Regions from separate parts of the Mus musculus genome. Here regions 1 and 2 are each linked to region 3. A link is a loop called in an ENCODE intact Hi-C map of the cell type or tissue named here. Cell type or tissue: left cerebral cortex. All regions are shown on one strand.

Region 1 (2,500 bases), 800 kb before region 3:
CACTGAAATGCTGGGATGGTTTGTATGTGCTTGGCCCAGGGAGTGGCACTATTTGGAGGTGTGGCCCCATTGGAGTAGGTGTAACACTATGGGTGTGGGCTTTAATACCCTTGTCTTGGCTGACTGGAAGTCAGTATACTGCTAGCAGCCTTCAGATGAAGATGTCAAACTCTCAGCTCCTCCTGCACCATGCCTGCCTGGATGCTGCCTTGCTCCTGCCCTGATGATAGTGGACTGAACTTCTGAACCTGTAAACACCATCCCCAATTAAATGTTGTCCTTATAAGAATTACCTTGGTCATGGTGTCTGTTCACAGCAGTAAAACCCTAACTAAGACAAATGCTATCCATGGGAGCCAAGCTGAAGAAACTCTCTAAGTTTCTCATGGTTGATGGATGGATACAGTGAATATTAAAGTGGATTACTTACTATTCTGTCACTCACAATACAATGTGATCATTCAAAAATATAAATAAATAAATAAATAAGCACAGATGAAAAACCAGAGATTGTAATGTTAAATGAGATAAGCCAACAACAGAAAGCCAACTGCCTCGAGAGTTCATTCATAAATGGAATCTGTATGAGATATAGAAAATAAGGGTAAGGTGTTTGGAGCGAGTGGAAAGGGTGGGTTAAGAAATGTTGGCTAACAGGCAGTAATGTACAGTTATGGAGAAGGAAAATCTGGCCCGCCGCTGCCCAGTGGGGTCACTGGATGACAACAGCACTGTGTGTTTTAAAAAGCTCCAAGGAACGATCCTGTCTGTTCTCATGATAAGCAAATTATACGTGTGTGAGGAATTAGATGCGTCTGGATTTCGTATTATGTGATATGTGTACATACAACAGTGTAAGATGGTGCTCCGTCAACATGTACAATTGTATGTTGTAATGTATCCCCTAAGGAATTTTGGAAGTGGCCATTTAATTTATTTAATTCAGTAAAACATGATGCTGTTCTGGGACACGCAGCTCCGTGGCTAAGCACATCTTAGTTTGCAAAGGGCGATGGGATCCATCCTCCACCCATAAAAACGTACACGTAAGCCCAACTATATGTGCTATCTTGCATGATAGCAGATTGATTTAACTCAATAATAATTCGATTCGCCTACCTATAAGTAAACGTTAAGACACAGTCATTGCAAGTTGCAATGTTCGTGTGTGGTTTTTTTTTTTTTTTTTTTTTTTTTTGTACTGACCACTAGAGGGCAAGACAATCTAGCAGATTCGAGTAAGCCTAATTTTACCCTACAGAGGGCGGTACCCACCACGCTGGGCAAACGCGCCCACGTGCTCCACCAGGTCCCAGCCACTCACATCTGCCTTCTCCTTGAGGGTGATTGAAGAGCGGAAGAAAAGGCTACGGTCCTCTCAAGTAAACAATTTGTTGGCTGGCTCTTCTAAAGTTATTAGGGAAGTAGGTTCAGTTAAACAATTTTATTTTTCTAGATTTAAGTAGTTTAAGTCTGAAGTGAGAAGGAGGGAAGTCTCGAGTTTGAAGATAAATCTTCACAAAAGGGGAACCAGGAAACATGTGAAAATCATCTCCAATCAAAGGGACCCAGGGTTCCGCCTTGCCTGTTCTATAAACACACAGCATGGGTTTATCCTACAAGTCAAAGTCTTGAATTAGCAACATAAATAACCCTCCAGGGAAACAAAGGAAGGCTATGGGGGAGGGGCGGGCAGAGGGAAATCTCGAGTCTCAGACCCAGCATCTGGGACAAGGCCCAGCGTCCCTTCTGCTCAGCCTCAGTGGCCTGAACTGACAAGAGTGGGTGTCAAGTGCGGCTGCTCCTGACTTTCTCACACTGACTTAGCCCTGCCTCAACAGATGCAAAGCTCCTCTCTCTCCCTCTATAGGGGAGAATCTCTTCTACCCAAAGTTGGGATGGGAAGTGCGCATGCGCACAGCCACACAGGCGCCATTCTGTACAATCCTCTAACTTTAAAAGTGAGCCAAGTAAGAGATGATATTTCGCTGGCTCTTTAAAAATCTGTATTTTCTTTTCTTTTCTTTTCTTTTCTTTTCTTTTCTTTTCTTTTCTTTTCTTTTCTTTTTTCTTTTCTTTTCTTTCTCTCTCTCTCTCTCTCTCTCTCTCTCTCTCTCTCTCTCTCTCTCTCTCGCTCTCTCCCTCTCTCTCTCTCTCTCTCCCTAGCTCTCTCTCTCTCCCCCTTCCTTCCTTCCTTCCTTCCTTCCTTCCTTCCTTCCTTCCTTCCTTCCTTTCTTTCTCTCTCTCTTTTTTTCTTTTTGTTATTTGTATGCATCTCTACAACTAGTATTTTGAAGATAAATTTTTGACCCTTTCTTGAAAGAAATCAACAAACGGGGGGGAAAAATAAAAACTTCTGTTAAATTTTCTCTTTTAAGAAAGAAAACCAGGGCTGGACTAACAGGAGCGTGCTACGCTAATCTTTGGTGCCGTGGCACAAGGGAGTAAACTTGAGACTAGACAAGCAGAAATGTCTCTGACCCTTCTCTCATCAGCTGAG
Region 2 (2,500 bases), 200 kb before region 3:
TCTTCCCAGAATCTTCTTTGATTTGCCGCTCTTCCAATTCTGAGAGGCATTGGCTCAATACTACCAGTCACCCCCTTTCCTACCTCCTTCAGCGCCCAGACGTCAAGATGTGTTTTTCTTAAACCCTTCTGATGCCTTGTGGACTGTTAGTTAGACCGTTGTCTTTTCTTTCCCCAGTTTCTTTGTCTTTAAACTTCAATTTTATTTCCAGTGTACCTCTTACTTAGTCCATAAATTGCTTTGACTGTCTATTTTCTGCCGGATCTTGCTTATAAAATTTTTTGTACAAGCTATATCAACAGTGAAGTCCCAGGAATCATTTTAGATATATCTGTGCACAGGGTAGAGGTTGGAGGAGGGGGGTTACTCTTCTCGCATCTACAGTCGGTATTGTGACCCAAGGCAACATGACATAGAGACATGTGGGAGACACTGTGCAGTCTATCTTCTTGCCACCAAAAGAATGGGAAACTGGAGGCAGGAAGCAGGAGAGAGAAATTTTGCCTGAAATGACGGAGAAACCCACACAGTTTCAGAATCCTCATCACCCTACACTATCAAGTAACCCCGATCTAAGGTCAAACAGGAAAACAAGTTACAATAATAATATTAATAATAATAATAAAATAGAATCAGACTATTGCCAAATTGAAAGTTGCAAGTTACCTAGATGACTCATGGTTTTGGTTGCTGTGTAAATTCTAATCATCCTGGCCTTTTGAGCAGAGTAGGGGATTTTATTTATTTTTGAATAGCAGGAAGGAAAGCAGCAGAATAAAGAAAAACACAAGAAGAAAGAAATCTAGTTATGGGCTTTCCGGGACATCTTTCCTGGGTAGGGCAGGTTTGTGATCCTCAGTTTATAGATTTACTTTTTTTTTCCCCCTAAGCAGGCTGGGCCACAGCTAAGCTAAATGGCTTTGACAATTCAAGCGGAGGGTTTAGCCCTAATTCTCCACCCCACTCCCTCCATATAAGGCCAATGCTGAAATTCAAAAAAAAAGGAAAAAATAAAACAGAAGCCAGCTCCAGCTCCACCAGAAGGACAATTTGGGGTATATGAAGGAGCAGTTTGTATTTCTGCTGAGTTCAGAAAAGATTCATTTAGATGCGGCTATGAAATTGAGTAGGTAGCCAGGAACTTAGTGAAATTGCTGGCCTGAGGGCAGAGCATGCTCCGGGCAGCGCCTGCCCTTCACGTAGCGCATGCGCAGTCTGGGCCGAGGCCGGCGGCTCGTGCGGTGCTTCACTGCCACCTACAGGAACTGTGGCCGCCGAGCCAGCGTCCTGGGTCAGGCCAGCCACCCTCTAACAACTTGCTGTGTGTGCTTTCTTACTGGAAGACTGTAGTTAATTTTTCATCAAGAGTAATTACTGTGTGAAAAGTCCAGGTCACTGTTTAATTAACTCCAACGATAAATGAACTGGATAACCTTAAGGGCTTCGTTTCCTTGCTGCAGGAAATTTGCTTTTAACTCCCCCCACCCTCAAGGTTCCTTTTTTAAAAATGAATTAATAAATGCCTAAATCATTAAATCATGCACTATACTATTATTTGCTTTCCATGCACAATTATACAAAAGAGAACGGTTGTCTGACAGCAGAAAGTTTTCCCTAAGTTATTCCCTCCCCCACCCCACCCCCCACAAGGACACTCAGAACTGCATAAATAGAATTCCCTTAACTTGAAGCACGTGTGTGTATCTCGCGGTTGAAATATGATTAGAGGTCCCTATCTCCACAGAAAAGGTTATTACAAGGTATTTTGCATAGAGCTGATTCCCAAGTGATGTCCCCCAAGCAGGAGACATTTAAAGAAGACGATCTTACAAAAGTGTTCTCTGTGTGTTTTCACACTGTTTCTCCGTTAGATGTAGCAGGATACATTTTTGGGTGGGGCTAAGATATCCAGTGAGCCCTGAGAAGTTCAGTACCGAGCCATTTGGTAACCCCCGTGGTGTTTTGGTGGCCGACTTAGCCACTATAGCAAGCCTGAACACGGAGTTTACTAGATCAGACACAACAGTATACGAAACCATTTCCCAACCTCTCCTTTTCTTTCTCTCTGCACAAACAAATCCTTCAAAGACAGTGATTCTAAAACATTTCAAAGGATTCAGAGGGCACAGAAAAGTCGAGCCTGCTTTTCTGGGCTTTCCAGTTCATCAGCCACAGCAGTAATGCTGACTTATTGAAAATCATATGAAAATCGGAGAGATAATTAGAGCTCGTTTCTACTTGGAGCAACAGCCTGAAATTTCCATTGAAAATTTACAAATTAGAGAAAAATTCGGATTTGGTATTATCTCATGCTGGAGAGCCTTACTCATACTCGGGGGGTGAGAGGACAGGGCTGTGCTCTGTGGCTTTGTTGCTGGTGTTTTCTACCAGAATGTTTCCCCCTCCCCTTTGTTTCATCTTTCTCATTTCTTAATTTATTTCCCCTTCTTCTACTGTGTGCTTCCATGAAAGGAACTCTAAATCCTCTTTAGGATGAAGT
Region 3 (2,500 bases):
TCACCTGATGTTTGTTGTTTATCTCACTACCTCCTCTGGGCGAACCTGCTTATCCTACTGAAAAGGGAATGCACTAGGCTAGGCTAGTCTCTCAAAGGAAGGTCAGTGCCTAGATCCGGAGAGCTTGCACTTAGAAGGACACTGAGTTTCACTGAAAATAAGCATGATGGGAAAGGCTCAGGCAAAGTGCTTCCAGCAGACATTCAGAGCTTAGGAGTCCTCTCAAGTATGAGGGGTAAAGAAAAGCCTGATCAAGGTGTGTATCATGGTTTGAGTCTGAAGTTTTGCCAGCAGCCCGCTCCTTCAACCTCACACAGTCAGTCCACCTTTGGGGCCTTTGCTCCCTCCTCCATATCATTCCCCAATCCAGTCTTTACCTGGCTGTTTTCTTTCCATCGTCAAAATCTTCAAACGCCAGTTCGTCACAGAGGCTTTCCCTAATAATACGCTCTAGAACAACCCCATCCCACATGCCAGCCATGGGCTACGATGGTGTCTCAGTCTCTGAGGGAAAGCAGAGAATCGTGCCTCTCCCATCGTGCTGGAAGGTGAGCTCCTTGACAACACAGATGCCTTCCTACAGACCAGGGCACACCCACGACCTGCGCTTTAACCGCTCACTCCTCAATCAAACGCACCTTCGAGGCAGAGGCATGGCGATCACGTGACCCGATACTGCTGCTATTATTTTACTCTAACCACATGCTGTACCATCATCAGGATCCTTATTCTAATGGTCTCCAAATTAATTTAATTGGGATTATGAAAGTCACATGCAAGTTAGTGTTAGAACAGGGCTAGAATTCCAGTTTTGCCAACTTAAAACCCCACTTTGAATATTAAAATGCAGAAACACTGGACTTAAGGAGAGATGACCTACATAAGAGACAGCCCCGAGGAAATATTTTTAAATCACTTCTGATGATTCTGGATTATGAAGAAAACGCTGGCTCCATCCTTTGAAGAGAAAAACTTAAGGAGCTTTCCAAACAAAAGAAAAATCCTAGTTACTTACTTATGGTTAAAACTGTGTCAAGGCAACCATTACTCTTCTCATTTTAGAAACAGAGACTGGTCTTTCAGGAAGTGTAACTAACAGAGAGAGTAAAGGTTCTAAACTCAGTGGAGTCCCTCTCCAGTCAGCCCTGCCTGCCTCTTGCTGCCCAGACCTTGGTGGTTTTCAGCAAAGTTGGAGAAATGGAGTTGTGTGCCTGAGCCCAGATGAGACCCAACTTACGCATAGTCTCAAAGACTTTTGCCCTGACTATAAGGTGACTGGTGGAGTTCTAGGTTGTAGCACCTGCCCCGGTACCTCCCCTAATCCTGCTAAATGTGAGGTCTGCGACAAATACCCAAGAAAATCGATTTTGAAATGCATTGAGAGGCCGCGGGAGTGGGGAAACGTCTGGGAATGTAGTCAAAATGCTATAGAAATAAGGATATGTCAGGAAGCAAAGGGCCCCAGGCTGTGAAATAGAAGATGATCTTGCAAGGTGATCGGGACAGCATTTTTCAAGGCTGCAAGTAGTAAAAAGGGGATGAGAGGAAAAGATGAGATTTTTCAAAGCAATATCATATTTAAGGTTTCTTGGTTCCCCGCGATATAAAGTTAAAGATCCAGGAGGAGAAATCAGGACTTTGATGGTCACATCGCTCCGGCACTTGGATGTTATACTCAGCATGCGTCTTCTTAATATTCGGAGACTATATTTCCTCTTTCTAATTCTTAATATTTGATCTTTTTTTTCCCAAACAAATACCTAGTCTACATTCCTGCTGAATTCACCAGGGGGAATTCTTTTCAAGATGCAACAATGTCTGAATTTTCTGGATCTCCTTCATTGACCTTAGAAAATGGTCCTTACATCTGCATATCTCATGTGCCATTAATTAACTTTGATACTTCATTATTAATGAACTTTTTCGGAAGCTGTATTTCTGTACTGCTGGGAAGCCACCTTCTGGGGGAAAAAAAAAGGAAGAAGGAAGGAAGGAAGAAAAAGGGCACTAGTCTGCAAGTGGAAACAGGTAGCCTGCCACCGTCACACCATGGAAAGAACGAGTTTAATTCTGTCTTAATGGCAGAATAAATGGAATAGGGATAATACTTCACACTAATAAATTAAATTTGGGTCATCGGTGTAAGATAGAAATGTTTCTGATAGTTACAGCCTGGGATGCAGAAGCTGGAAAAAGCTCAATTGCTCTGCGAAGTGTTCTTTGTATTTAAAAAAGGAGGCTATCATTTTAACATTTCCCTTAACTTTGCTAAAAATAATAACCATGACAGAATGCTTTTCTCCCCTTCTAACAGGGATGCCAAATTGGAAAAAAAAAAAAAAAAAAAACATAAATAAATAAATAAAAATTTTTTAACTACTGAAGAACCACAGTGACCCCTACTGGAAATAGGTGGAATTGGACCTGGTCTTAAGGTAAGAGAGTGTGCAAAAACATTTCTCTCCACAAAAAAGTGGGAAAAAAATGTTAACTCAAAAAA

What was found. Hi-C counts contacts between places; a loop is a spot of excess contacts. Peaks named below come from ENCODE experiments on the same cell type or tissue, not always from the same donor. Only the 100,000 strongest peaks of a DNase experiment are listed, where the experiment ranks them.
Region 1: a loop joins it to region 3, with 4 times the contacts of the local background. A loop is called at or near these places in 13 of 42 quality-filtered maps.
Region 2: it touches region 3 in a loop (2.7-fold over the local background); 7 of 42 quality-filtered maps call a loop at or near these places.

Annotation. Positions count from the first base shown.
Region 1 is chr10:125,724,228-125,726,727 of GRCm38, forward strand. No RefSeq gene overlaps it. Among named protein-coding and RNA genes, the nearest start is that of Gm36884, 19 kb to the right of the region's middle. In left cerebral cortex, a CTCF peak has its summit at 1,252 (motif pointing right); DNase peaks (open chromatin) are centred at 1,289 and 1,670.
Region 2 is chr10:126,329,529-126,332,028 of GRCm38, forward strand. No RefSeq gene overlaps it. Among named protein-coding and RNA genes, the nearest start is that of 1700025K04Rik, 41 kb to the right of the region's middle. In left cerebral cortex, a CTCF peak has its summit at 1,270 (motif pointing left); a DNase peak (open chromatin) is centred at 1,239; H3K4me3 peaks cover 527 bases.
Region 3 is chr10:126,529,184-126,531,683 of GRCm38, forward strand. No RefSeq gene overlaps it. Among named protein-coding and RNA genes, the nearest start is that of Gm40797, 130 kb to the right of the region's middle. In left cerebral cortex, a CTCF peak has its summit at 2,421 (motif pointing left); DNase peaks (open chromatin) are centred at 1,244 and 2,380.